Linked DNA regions of Mus musculus: region 2 is linked to region 1. The links are chromatin loops, found by intact Hi-C in ENCODE. Cell type or tissue: gastrocnemius. All regions are shown on one strand. Each heading gives the region's core, and the rest is flanking DNA. Links, peaks and the distances in the headings are about the cores only. Region 1 overlaps Fyco1 (FYVE and coiled-coil domain containing 1). Region 2 holds the start of Lztfl1 (leucine zipper transcription factor-like 1).

Region 1 (2,500 bases), core at 1-2,500:
TGATCACCATCACCGTGGCTGAGCCTGGCCTCACCATCAGCTGGGTCTTCTCTTCTGATCCCAAGAGCATCTCCTTCAGTGTGGTCTTCCAAGAGACAGAAGACACGCCGCTCGACCAGTGCAAGGTAGGCCAGGCTCCCTAACTTCCAGGTGCCTGGGCAGACCTTCCCCAGAGCAGGCAAAGCACCTAAAGCTTGATTACCTTGGAGAAAGATGACCCAGAAATCAAGCTCAGGAGAGCTGTCTCCACACAGCTAAAGGTTAGCTCTGTGCCTCATGTGTTCCGTTTGACCTTTGGATAGAGCTGTAGGTAAATCTCAGAGACATGAAAGATACAGGATTCTGTTTAGTGATAACTTTCTCACAGAGCTCTACAGAGCAGGATCGGGATGCTTTGGGAGGTATGAGCTCCATCCCCAGTTATATTGAATGTTCCATGTGTCACCTACAAGGTCAACAGCAAAGGAAGCCCCACTATGATTTGGGCAGTTGAGCTTGATAAAACCCAGACTATTCTAGGTGTAAAATGTTGCCAGTGCAGGACTGCAGTTCTTAACCATGTGGCTGTACACTGGAAACCCATGGAGAGCCTTTAAACCCTAATGCTTAGGCCAAATCTGAAACTACTAAATCAGGGTATGTAGGCAACCTTTAGCAACTCCACTGAGCAGCCCAAATTGAGTAGTTCAGAGGCACAAAAGGGCTGGATAGAGCTTAGGGGGTGCTGGTTCACTGTGGGTTGAGGAAGAGGAATTTCCATGCCAAGCATCTTAGTTCCCATGTTTATAAGACAGAGAGGAATAATAAAGAGTAGAAATGCAAGTTAAATTTGAATCTTGAAAAAGAATGGTAAAGCCTATCAGACACATTGAGCTGGAGCAAAAAGTGAGTTATAGGCAATTGATGTCCTACATAGTCAACTGGCAGAGGCTTTTTTTATCTACTTGGATAGAAATCAAGTATGGGTAGGCAATAGGCTCTTCAGGGCTAATTTTCACTTCTCTGTGTTTGGCAGTAGGCAGATAAAGCAGCACCAAGTGACGCTCTCCTCTGTCATAGTCCTCCTGCAGACCTCAGGTGCCAGGCCCTTAGCTGTATAAGTGTCTCTTAACTACACTACGGGCTTCTCCCGTGCCCTGTTATCTACCCACCAATCATCATGACAGATGAATCTTAGGGACCTGGTTCAGCCAACCTTGTCTCAGACTTCCAAGATGTCCTTCTTGGGTTTAATGGACACCACTGTCCTTTCCCGCAGTGAACACAAGGGGGCATAGAAAGCCCATGTCTAGAATACTTAGCTGTTCCTATGCCCTTCCAGGCCTAGTTCACCAGTCAGCTACAGAAGATACTATTTTTACTGCCTATGGTCCCCTGAAAAGTCATGAGCCTAGATAGCCTATTTCCTAGTCTACATCTTTAGTACCTATTCAGGGGACTTCTCACATGCCCTTAAACAGCCTAGGCCTTTCAGAAAATAGATGGCTGTACACGGGTCTCATAACAACATATAGGAACCTTGTTAGGTCCTTGGACAACTAATAGTTGACTCTTACTGTATCCTGGATTCTGTGGAGTCTGCTGGGGACAGAGAGATATGGGATAACACCCAAATCTGTTCTAAGTATTAACAGAGAGAGGGGGGGGAGAGGGAGAGGGAGAGGGAGAGGGAGAGGGAGAGGGAGAGGGAGAGAGAGAGAGAGAGAGAGAGAGAGAGAGAGAGAGAGAGAGAGAGAGAGAAGGGAATACTGACCAGGGAAGGGGGAACCCCTGTACCTACAGTGAAGGCCACACTGACTAAGACTGTCTCATTGCAAGTTAAGGGGGTTGAATAAAAATAGTCATTTCTGACATCATTTGCTATGTTAGGAGCTCAAAGGACCTGAGAGAGAGAGAGCACTTGATGGGCTATCAAATTAGAACACTGGTATCTCTTCCATCTTCAGTTTTATTTGTTTTTCTTTATTTATTATTGGGGAAAAAAGGGATACATTCATGGCATGTACATTCATGGAGACCAGAGAATAACTTTATAGAATCAATTCCCTCCTTTCACCTTTGTACATGGTTTCCAAGTTATCAGACTTGTAAGACAAGCTCTTTTACCTACTGATCCACTTTGCTAGCCCATATAACTTCTAAGATTAGGCCTGTGCTTTAGCTGATACTCAGGTAGAAGACCTTGTCCCAGTGGCGATAAAGTTGACATCCAAGAATTAGCCCTAGTCCACTCACTGTATGTGCAGATTTGCCCTCTGGGAACAAATTTGTGATTCTGAGAGAATAAACAGGAGTAAGACTCAGGATTGGAAAGATAATTGCATGGACCAGCCAGGACCAGGTAAAAGAAGGGTTCCATGGTGATGCCATGTGAGAGGCCTTGGGTGGAGCCATAGCTGTCTTTCCCAGAGGAAAATGAACCCAGGAGCTTTATAGAGAGCCTGGATGTCAATATGGAAGAAGGACTCAGTGTCCTATGAGTACCAAGGACAGCACTAGA
Region 2 (11,148 bases), core at 3,847-6,346, 79 kb after region 1:
TTCATCCTGGCCCTTTCCTTCTTAAAAGTCTTACCTAATTCCTCAACTAACAAGGCTATCTGGAGAAGTCAGACAGATTTTGGGGGAGAATTAATAAAGCTATACTGTAAAGACTCTGCTGTAAGATGATTCCCCAAAGTGGTTTTCTTCTAACACTACTCAATCTACTTCCAGCTCAACTTCAAAAGCTTTCCTCCTTCTATTTTTTTTTTTCATGTTAACTTGAGGGGGCAAGATGGTTTGGTTGTTGTTGTGGTGGTGGTTATTTGTTTTTGCTTTGTCATTTTCTCAATTTTTAATTTAAATTTTTGTGTGTTTTAATTCCATACACAAAGACTGTATTTGCATTATTTCCACCATTTCTTCTCCCTCCTCCAACTCTTTCCATGTCCCAACTCCCTTCAAAATCATGATCTCTTCTTTAATTATTATTACAAATACATATATACAAATATATAAATACAGTCTGATGAATAACCATCAGAGGGCTTGTTTCTGGAGACAACTGATTCTCCTTCTCTTAGCAGCCGGTAAGTGCCTGTAGTGCTTACTTCAAAAATCCCCAACCCACAAAGGACTTCACAGATGAAATATTTGCACTGTGCACACTCTCTCTCCTATGTGCAGATTCCTGCATTGATAACACAGCATAACAGGAGTTTGCCTGTGAGGGAACACTCATCTCCTCAGCAATACAGACCTATGGGGGAAAAACTTGTTTAATTACTTGAAAACACAATGCATAGCAAAGCTATTTTCTCCATGTGCAAGTCCCAGTGTCTACTGCGTATGAAGTAATTACATTTGAGGATATACTACTAAGATGGAGTGTGTCTAGTCCACTGTAGATACTAAATAATGGTGACTTTTGTTATGAGATCAAACAACACTGACCAGAAATGTGAGACATAGCATGATAAAAATGGAAATTTAACTGGGCTTGGACGGGTTCATTTTGAGCAATTGAATCTATCCTAATGGGCTTTGTAAGGATACAGATTATGTTTCCACGCCACTGAAGGGGGGGAAAGAAAAGATGAAGAGCCTGGACAAAGGTGAAGTTGGGCACAGCCAAGCTAGTTGTTAACATTCCTTCTAGGTATCACACAACCATTACCTGGCAACAAACCAGGTTGGCCTAGCTTCCTAAAAAAGGGGCTGTTTGGCCCCTCCCTTCTCTTTAACTCTCTTACTCTCCTACCCACTCTCTGCCCCTTCTCTCTCTGCCCCAACTCTTCCTCTCCCCCCTCTGCCTTTCTCTGTCTCTATTCCCTACTCAACTCCCCTTCCCATGCCCTAAGGTACGCCTCCCATCCCATCATACCCCCATCTATTAAGCATATACTGGCTCTCTTTTTATAAAACATAACACTAGTACCTCCAGACTACCCTCCAATGCCTTGGAGTGCCTCAGCTTACATTCATAAGAACACTGCTGCTGGTCTTAATTCTTCCATGGGCAGATAAATTATCTCTGGATCATCTAAGTAAAGGACTCCTGTGTAATAGTACCAAGCCTCAAGCAAGGCAGCAAACTATCCCTTCTCCTGCTTTTCAATAGTCCTGAGATACCCATGAAGTCCTTGTTGAAATTGGAGTAGAGGAGTTGGGGCGGGGGTGGCAGTGATCAAAACACACAACATACATAGGAGTCTCAGGTAATAGAGTATCATCCTATAAATTTGGGATTGTACAAGTATATCAGGAACACCAGCAAAGTTATCGAACAGCAAACTGAAGAAGAGGTGCAACACCTTCACCTGGACCCCATAAAGAGAAGGATACCCGACAGCGCAGTGGTGACAGCCTCATTGATCTGACATCTGAGCACCTAGTCTGTCTGTCCACTTGCCCATTCACCCATCACGACCTGGTACTTCACTTTACTCTCATGGCCATCATTGTCCTACATCTCACCTCAGCTGCTCAACCCTGAAGATCCTTTCAGCCTGATTCTGTGGTTTGACTCTGCAGTAGATCTGCAATCAATCTGATCTGATCTCACCTTCTCACCCCACTGCCATCCTTGCCAAAATTCTCTTTGCATTCACATTAGCTTCTTGCCTCTTCCTTTCAGTTAGGTCTCCTAGAATTTTGCTATAGCTTCTTTATTTATCTCTTGTAGCTTTTCTGTAACATATACATACATATATATTCATCTATATACTATAGATAGATTTAATGAATGATGTATAATGTATAGCCTAAAAATATTAGTAAAGATTAGAAAAAAGGAAGAGTATTTGGCAAATTTCAGTCAATAAAACTGAAGCTGCTTGTGAATCTATCATTCATAAAAAATTGAAATATTGTGAAAAGATGCATATGTGCCTGTTTCTGACACAGCTTGCTCATGACACTCTCCTAAACAGAAGGCAGAACTTTACCTCTGTGGTGGTGGGTAAGCAGGTAAATATGGACAAGAAAATTCTGTTATCTGTACTAGGATAAGACTTAAAACCCATGGCAGTGATCATGTGGTTATATTCCAGATCTGCCTTCCCCGACTAATCACGGCATGTGGCTTTTCTGAACACATTTTCTCTTCTCTTATCCATTTAACTTATTTCTGCTTTATTTTGTTTTGTTTTGTTCTGACCATTTAACTAATGGATATGTTTTCATTATTGGACCTTTTCCTAAAGATATAGTGTCTTTATAAATTAGCTTTATTCTAAAGGACTTATCTGTTAGCACTTTGTTCTAACAACAAAAGTTTAAGTTCACTTAAGAAATTTGAAAGTCGTGTCTGCAGGTGTGTGCATGCTCATGTATGTGTATACGTGGAAGGGGAGCACAGGTGTGATGTAGTGTTCATGTAGAAACCAGAAGACAATAGTTCTGAACTGGCTCTCTTCTACCATGTGGATCCAGAAAATTGAAGAAGGTAATCAGGTTTGTCAGGAAGTGCCTTCACCTGCTGAACCATCTGGCCAGCCATCAAGTTGATTTTTAAGTAATTAAGCTTAGCCCCTGTGACAATTATGACACTTTCTACCTAATTAATATCATTTAGATAGAATAAAACAGAAAAAAATGAAAGAAGATTCTTGAAATCAGAATTTATTTAATATCCACTGTATTACAACACCTGGCAATAGTCTTTTTTGTCTTGAAAACAGATTTATAGTTTTAAGACTCAAACTTCAAAGCCTCCATCTACCTCTCCAAGCTGTAGATTCTTAGTCTCTTCCTTTATAAGTAGTTCTGGAACCATATCTCTAAAATTCTTCTGCATCTAAAAGCACCCGATTGTGATTCACTTTAAACTTTACTTTGTATTGGCTGTGAAAGACAATCTCAAAATGCACCATCAAAATTAACTTTTGATAACTCAGAGCTAATGTTGAATGTTTGTTCCCTCCTGCTTTAAAGTCTCCCAGGCTCAGAAGGCTGGCAGCTCTGCATGATGTTGGTTTACTCAGTGCCTCCTCGTAAGATACTGCACTGGCCTAGAGTGGTTGTATGTTCACCAATATTTGTGATAACCTCTTCCTATACTTGTCTTTCATAGGACAGTGTCTTTTTTTTTAAAACAGGGCTTCATTATGAAGCCCTGGGTGGCCTTGAACTCACAGAGGTCCTTCTGCCCCTGCTTTACAAGTGCTGGGGTTAAAGGCAAGGCGACCATAGAGGTAGTCATCACTTTGGAACAACGGTTAAACTTGAAGATTTTTTTTTTCATTTTTATTAGGTATTTAGCTCATTTACATTTCCAATGCTATACCAAAAGTCTCCCATACCCACCCACCCCCACCCCTACCCACCCACTCCCCCTTTTTGGCCCTGGCGTTCCCCTGTACTGGGGCATATAAAGTTTGCAAGTCCAATGGGCCTCTCTTTGCAGTGATGGCCGACTAGGCCATCTTCTGCTACATATGCAGCTAGAGACAAGAGCTCCGGGGTACTGGTTAGTTCATATTGTTGTTCCACCTATAGGGTTGCAGTTCCCTTTAGTTCCTTGGGTGCTTTCTCTAGTTCCTCCATTGGGGGCCCTGTGGTCCATTCAATAGCTGACTGTGAGCATCCACTTCTGTGTTTGCTATGCCCGACCTAAAGCTGTACTACAGAGCAATTGTGATAAAAACTGCATGGTACTGGTATAGCGACAGACAAGTAGACCAATGGAACAGAATTGAAGACCCAGAGATGAACCCACACACCTATGGTCACTTGATCTTTGACAAGGGAGCTAAAACCATCCAGTGGAAAAAAGACAGCATTTTTCAACAAATGGTGCTGGCACAACTGGCTGTTATCATGTAGAAGATTGCGAATTGATCCATTCCTATCTCCTTGTACTAAGGTCAAATCTAAGTGGATCAAGGAACTTCACATAAAACCAGAGACAGTGAAACTTATAGAGGAGAAAGTAGGGAAAAGCCTCGAAGATATGGGTACAGGGGAAAAATTCCTGAATAGAACAGCAGTGGCTTGCGCTGTAAGATCGAGAATCAATAAATAGGACCTCATAAAATTGCAAAGCTTCTGCAAGGCAAAAGACACCGTCAATAAGACAAAAAGATCACCAACAGATTTGGAAAGGATCTTTACCTATCCCAAAACTTGAAGATTCTAATGACTCAAGTTAGACTTCATAAGTGAAAACTTCCGCCAGGGAGATCAGGACGTTATTCCACAACCTTCTCCTGGCGAATCTAGTGTTTGTCTCTCTAATTCACTACTCTATATAAACCTATGTTTTTGCACATTTTTTTTCCAAAAAGGTAAAGTTATTCTCTTCTGCCAGCGTTATAAAACAATGCAGATGGAGGAAGGGCGTGCACCAGGGCCAGCATGAGCTTGATAGCCGGATGCAGTCACGCTGAAGCCCTGTTCACTCAGCCTGTTCTTCTCAGAGGTCTGGAACCACCAGCTCTGGATCCCGGTGCCAAAGCCCAACTTCTGTCCTGATTGTAGGCAAACACGCTGGCACCTAAGGCGCTGCTCAGCTCCCCCCCCCCACCCCCGACCGGAAATTTCTCTGTTGCCATTGGCAACGGCAGGCACCGCCCCAGGTTAGCGTGGCAAGAAAAGGTGGGACTTCCGGATCTCAAAGCCAATGTACCCGCGGAAATTAGCCAGTTACGCAACATCATCCGTCACGTGACACTGAGAGCCAATGATAGCGTGCAAGCGAGGGCCCACGTGTCTCCGTTCCCATTGGCAACGCGCGGCTTCTAAACAACCTCCGTTCCTCAGGCCCCGGTGCCGGCCTCCCTGTTTCCTGTCGGATCCGCCGCCACCATGGTGAGTGTCCTGGTCGGGAGAGGCCCAGCCGGGGTGCGGAGGGCGAGCGAGCGAGCGAGCGAGCGGGGCCTCGCCGGGGAGGGAGTCACGTCGGCCGAGCCGCGGGGACAGCTTCTTGCTGAAGCCTTCCTCCGGCCTTGTCGCCTCGTCCTTGGCTGTGGTCTGGGAAGCCCTGGCCGACACAGCCGCACACATTTGCCAGGGTGAAGAATGACGGGCTGGTTCCAACTTTCTGTGTGAACTTGGTTGAATCTAATTTTCTGAAGCACCTGATTTTACAACTGACTAATTATCGGTGCTGTTTTCTTTGTTTGGACGTCTGACGACCATTTGGGTATTAGAGTTCGGGCTTACTTTGAGACAGATAAAACTGAAGCGAAAACGCCAGTCCATCCAACCTTTCATCGTACAATTAATTTAAATAGCTGGGCATAGAGAAGTTATTGAAAGTGAAGCTCAAGTGGGTTGCTGACATATCCCAGCAATCAATTCCTAGTAAGTGTCACTTTGTATACATCTAAACAAAACAGACCATTTCTTAAACCATCCTGAGCTAGGAACTGGTCCTGCTTCTGATGTCAAAAACGAAAAAAAAAAAAAAATTACGCTAGTGGCTTCACAAAAAAGTTAGTACTTGTTTGTGTTCTTACTCTTTTATGTCATTGTGATAACACTTGGAAACCGGGTGTAGATGATTTGTCAAACAATGCACATAAAATAAACACTTTAAGCAATAAGCTCACTCTTTTTTAAAAAAAATTATCCTTTAAAGATTTTATACATTCATACAATGTATTTTAAATCCCCTAGCATCTTCCAGAATTATTGTTTACTTCCTGTCCTGTTTTTTTTAAGCCTACCTAGTCCAATTTATGCTGCACATATACTCATGTGTGTGGGACCATCACCTTCCTTGGGCCACACTCTTAAAAGAAACTGTCTCTCTGCCCTTCATAAATCTTCAGCCGTCAGTAACTGCTCAGCTAGAAGTGCGATCTCATAAACCCCTCCCCGTCTCTGTGCTGGATTGTTGATTGGCACCTTTGTGCAGGTGACCACAGTTGTGAGTTTCTAGGCCAGCAGTTCTGTCATGTCTAGAAGACAGTTTTTGTTGTTGCTGTTTCAAGACAGGGTTTCTCTGTTTAGTCCTGTCTATATTGGAATCCTCTCTGTAGTCCAGCCTGACCTTGAACTCAGATTCACTTGCCTTTGCCTATCTATGCCTCTGCCTCCTGAGTGTATATCTTAGTTGTGGCTAAGCCTATTTATTCTCTGTACCTAAAAGCTGTGAGCTGTGTGGTAGCCACCATCCATTGCACAGAGAAACTTCTCTAACCAGGTCTGAGAGCTGTACTAACTGTGTAGCTTCCCTATTTTAAAACAGCATCTGCCTTATTAAAAAGACTACTGTTTGTTTTCAAGCCAGATAATACTTTTTAAGGTTGTATTTGGTAAGGTTAAGTTTCTGTAGAGATCTGAAAATTAGTGTATTAAGGAATGTAGGCATTTGTTTCCTCTCACACAGCAGCCATTTTATTTAGATTAGTGAGTAGGTTAGTGCTGCTCCCCGAGGTGAGGATAGAGGTCTCATTCATCTTTCTGTTCTTTCAGCCCTGGGGCATAAAAATGTCACGGCTCATCCTAGTTACCTACTCTGTCTACTTTCAGAGACATTAGAGATGACAGGGGTATAAGGTATACCCCATATCTTAAGTCTGAAAAATACCCCACACCTCTTTGTATTTCTTCTTTTCCTGAGAAGTAGTCATGTGATTGTGACCTGAATGTATTTGAGTTGGTAGGAGGACAAAAAGGCAACCTGATATACATCAGTTGCTACAACACCATATATTCATCATCAACATCGTTGTTGGTTATTGTTATTGTTTGAGACTTCGTCTCTGGGTAGCCCTGGCTGTTCTGAAGTTCACTATGTAGATCAGGCTGGTTTCAAAGGCACAGAGATCTGCTTGCCTCTGGCTCCCAAGTGCTGAGATTAAAAGCAGGTACCAGTACACTGGGCCAAACAAAATACCTTGTTTATTTTCATTGTCAGTTCTTCTGTCATAGCCTCTGGACTAACCAGTTCTCTCTTTTTCAGGCAGAGTTGGGCCTAAATGAGCACCATCAAAATGAGGTCATTAATTACATGCGTTTTGCTCGTTCAAAAAGAGGCTTGAGACTTAAAACGGTAGATTCCTGCTTTCAGGACCTCAAGGACAGCAGGTATCAAGAGACTTTAAGGCCCAGTTTCTTAAAACTGCATCATATTAACATCATATGTTCAGTCATATAACTGAATGAATGTGGATTCTTTAAAAATTTGGCGTTAGTAAAAGGTTTAAGATGCAATCACTAAAAATTATTTCATAATTAAATGCAAAATGACTCTGAAGTGTTCTGCCAGCATTTCCCAGTTTTGTCATATGACTTCTGAACACGCTGCAGCCACAGTTCACACTGCCCAGGCCATCATGCCACCCAACACCAATACAAAGTGCCTGAAACTCTTTGGCTTAGACTATTGTATACTTTGAATTACAGTGATTTTACTGTATATGTAAGTATTCTGCTCTTATGGAAATGTAATGTTTTAATTATGACAACGACCTAATAGTTTCTTACCATCATTTCTCAGCAGGTAAATATCAAGTTAGTATATCTCTGGAACCTATTGTGTTGATTCTTTGATTTTAAAAATTGCTATTTGAGGTACTGAGTTGAATTTCATTAAAAACTCATTAAGTGACTTTTGTTTTGGGATTAAGACAATTTCCAACCACTTGTGAAATGGTCATAAATATATTTTTGCCATTTTGTACTATTATTTGTGCAAGGCAGTTTTCTCAGCATTGATAGTTGTAAAATCAAAATATTAATCAACTCTGAAAAATATTAAAGCTGCTGTATCCTGCTTTATCAAATATTCAACCAAGATTTAATTGTTGCTATAAAAATAAGCACATTCATCTCATTATATGAAAAATTAGCTTTCAGCCTTAGTAAATGGCAAATTATATGTATGCCAGAGAAGTGGTTTTAAACAATTTTTTTCTTCAATTTTTCAAAACAGGGTTCTCTTTAACAGCCATGACTGTCTTGGAACTCTATTTGTAGACCAGGCTAGCCTCAAACTCACAGAGATCTGCCTGCCTCCCCAAGTGCTAGGATTAAAGGTGTGTACTACAACACCTGGCTTGTTTTAAGAAAAATTTTTATGATTTTTTTAATTAGTAAATATCTCACCTGTATACTTACTTTATATACATGTATGTGTACCTAGTCATGTGAAAGTTTCTCAAGAAAGAAAGGATCCTAAGTGGATAAATTAAATTCTGATTAATGCTAATACAGAAACCACAGTGGTCACTGAGAGAAACTCCACTAAGTTCCATGGATTTGTGAAATTGAGACATAGTTGTGGGTGATAGTAACAGTCTGTTGTCAGGCATGCACATGGTAATCATTACATACTGGAAAGGTTCAGATAAAAATTGTGACGGGCTTAATTCTATAAAGTTCCATAACTTTAGTTTCTTAAGTGATTTCTTTAAAAAGTAGAGCCATATGACATGACAGTTATGAACTTATACTTTTCATATAGAGCAATTTGGAGAAGGAAAAACAACATAAAACATATACTTGGTAATACCAACATTGTTGGTTGACTTGAAACAAAAGTTGGTAAGTTTTGTTGAAACAACAATGGAAACTAGTTAAACGTTGAGTCACACGTAAGTAGCAAAGGTCTTCAGGATGTCTCTAGCTGTTGTGGAGGTCATCAGCCTTGTACTAGTGTCTGTTCAACCAATTACCTAATCTGGTTTATTAAACCCAATGGATGAAAGCAATGGAACTGGCAAAAATATGGTGAGGTCTATTAAAGAATATAGAAAACATTAACATTTTAATAAAGACTCTAAAATTAAAGTGTTTTTAAGAATGATTAAATTTTTCTAGTTTAACAATGTTAAAGAATTATATGTTAAATACTACTTAGTGAAATGTAACTGTGCTAAAAGTGTTTTCTATTAATTTGAATATGATTATGCCAAGATGTTTGATTTTTGTCTGTTTGGAAGAAAGAAAGAAGAGAAGGTGAGGCTAAGGGTCTGAGGGTGAGAGACTTTAGAGGGGCAAAGCTGGAAGAAACAAAACTCTGTTAGTGTGATACTGTCATTGAGAGTAGGAGGTGTGCACAGGATTTGTTAAGGACTCCACCTGTTGGTCATGTTACTGAAATTGCTGGAGCTAGTAACCCACAGTGGAACCACAGGCAAATCTCTTCCATGCTCCAAGCCCTCTGTACAGTTAGGGATTGAAGACAATGGCTCATCTCCCGAGATTCCTTTCTAACCCAAGTAGCTCCGGTAAGAGTAGATTTGAATGCTGCTGTTGATTAGATATTCATTTCTGTGATTCATAGTGGTACTTTAAAAATGTTAATTTGTGTGTGTGTGTGTGTGTGTGTGTATGTCTAGACTGCTAAGAAAGTTAATATATAACTGCAGTGTTTGTCTCATAGGCATACTAATATTTAAGTAATTCATATGATCATTAAAATGTTAGAGAAGTAACAGAAAGTGGGGGAGTTAAGTGTGACTTTTTAAGTTACTAAATATAATAAGGCTAACTTAGAGGAGTATAAAGTAAAAAAAAATAATATTGTAAAGTTAAAAAAGAATAGGTAAAGGTTTAGGGGATATTTTTCAATATGTAGTTATATTTTAAAATGAACACATTTGAACAATTACTCACATCTAATCATTTTAATCTCTCCCAGAGAGTTTTTCTTGCAATCTTTAATTCTTTAAATGTCATGATGTCGGTCTCTTGACTTCAGTTACATTTTGTAAGTTGCTCCTGTGACTAACGAGCCAATGGTGTCATACTGTTTTCAGGCTGGTGGAGGAGACTTTCACCATTGATGAGGTTTCAGAAGTCCTAAATGGGCTGCAGGCTGTGGTACACAGTGAGGTGGAGTCCGAGCTCATCAATACAGCTTACACCAATGTCCTGCTCCTACGGCAGCTGTTCTCCCAAGCTGAGAAGTGGTATCTAAAGCTACAGACAGACATCTCTGAACTTGAAAACAGGTAAAATTTGTACTTGCAGTTGAGGCCCAACTATGATCTCAAAAGTTAGTGATTACTTTGCTAGTACTTTCCTGGGCTGGGGTGTGCGACACTGGGTAAGGTAACAGCAAGGCACAGTCACTAGATGATTCCTTCCTTGAGGAGCACTCAAAGGCCTCTTAAAGACACTCTGTTTCTACTATCAGTTCCAACTACATGAAACTGCTTTTCAATCTAAAGTACCTATTCCTTAGAGCATCTTTAGTAACATGGTTAATATTACAGTGGTCTTGATTCATTGATCTGCTAAGAAGTAAAGATTAGAACAGTTGAAGATATACTAGAGAATAATTTCCATCTATTCAGCCTAATAGCATTGCAAATTTGTTTCTACATAACTACATTTGAAACCATACACTTAACTTAGGAAATGTAAACTATAAAAGGCTTAAAAATCTTACAGTATTGAAAAGCTCATAAATTCAAAACCTCTAGTAAGATCAATGAAGTTGAAGCTGGTTCTAAGAAATAACATGCCACTTGGACATCATGGTTCACACATACAGTTTCAATTCTTAAGACTGCTTGTGTTATACAGTAAGACCCTGTCTCAAAAATAAATAAATAAACAAACAAATAAATAAATAAATAATTGCCAGAAGTCAAGAAGGACTCGCTGCTAAGCCCTGGAAATTGTTCTCTGAACAGTTTCTCCTCAAGTGGAAAATGATGAGCAGTGCTAAGTACAGTCTTCCAGGAGGGAAGGAAGTTCGTTTGGCTTCTGCAGCTGTCCATTTCTCAGTGGGTGACTGGTGAGAAAATA

The links. Peaks named below come from ENCODE experiments on the same cell type or tissue, not always from the same donor. Only the 100,000 strongest peaks of a DNase experiment are listed, where the experiment ranks them.
Region 2: a loop joins it to region 1, with 2.5 times the contacts of the local background. A loop is called at or near these places in 14 of 42 quality-filtered maps.

Annotation. Positions count from the first base shown.
Region 1 is chr9:123,795,142-123,797,641 of GRCm38, reverse strand. Fyco1 (FYVE and coiled-coil domain containing 1) reads left to right here. Exons shown (of 18, transcript NM_001110253.2): 16 at 1-125. Among named protein-coding and RNA genes, the nearest start is that of Cxcr6, 10 kb to the left of the region's middle. In gastrocnemius, for the core only: a CTCF peak has its summit at 1,265 (motif pointing right); a DNase peak (open chromatin) is centred at 1,253; H3K27ac peaks cover 371 bases.
Region 2 is chr9:123,711,628-123,722,775 of GRCm38, reverse strand. Lztfl1 (leucine zipper transcription factor-like 1) reads left to right here and starts at 5,151. Exons shown (of 10, transcript NM_033322.3): 1 at 5,151-5,250; 2 at 7,352-7,476; 3 at 10,152-10,346. The coding sequence starts at 5,248. In gastrocnemius, for the core only: no CTCF peak of the experiment used is centred there; a DNase peak (open chromatin) is centred at 5,093; H3K4me3 peaks cover 1,897 bases; H3K27ac peaks cover 1,158 bases.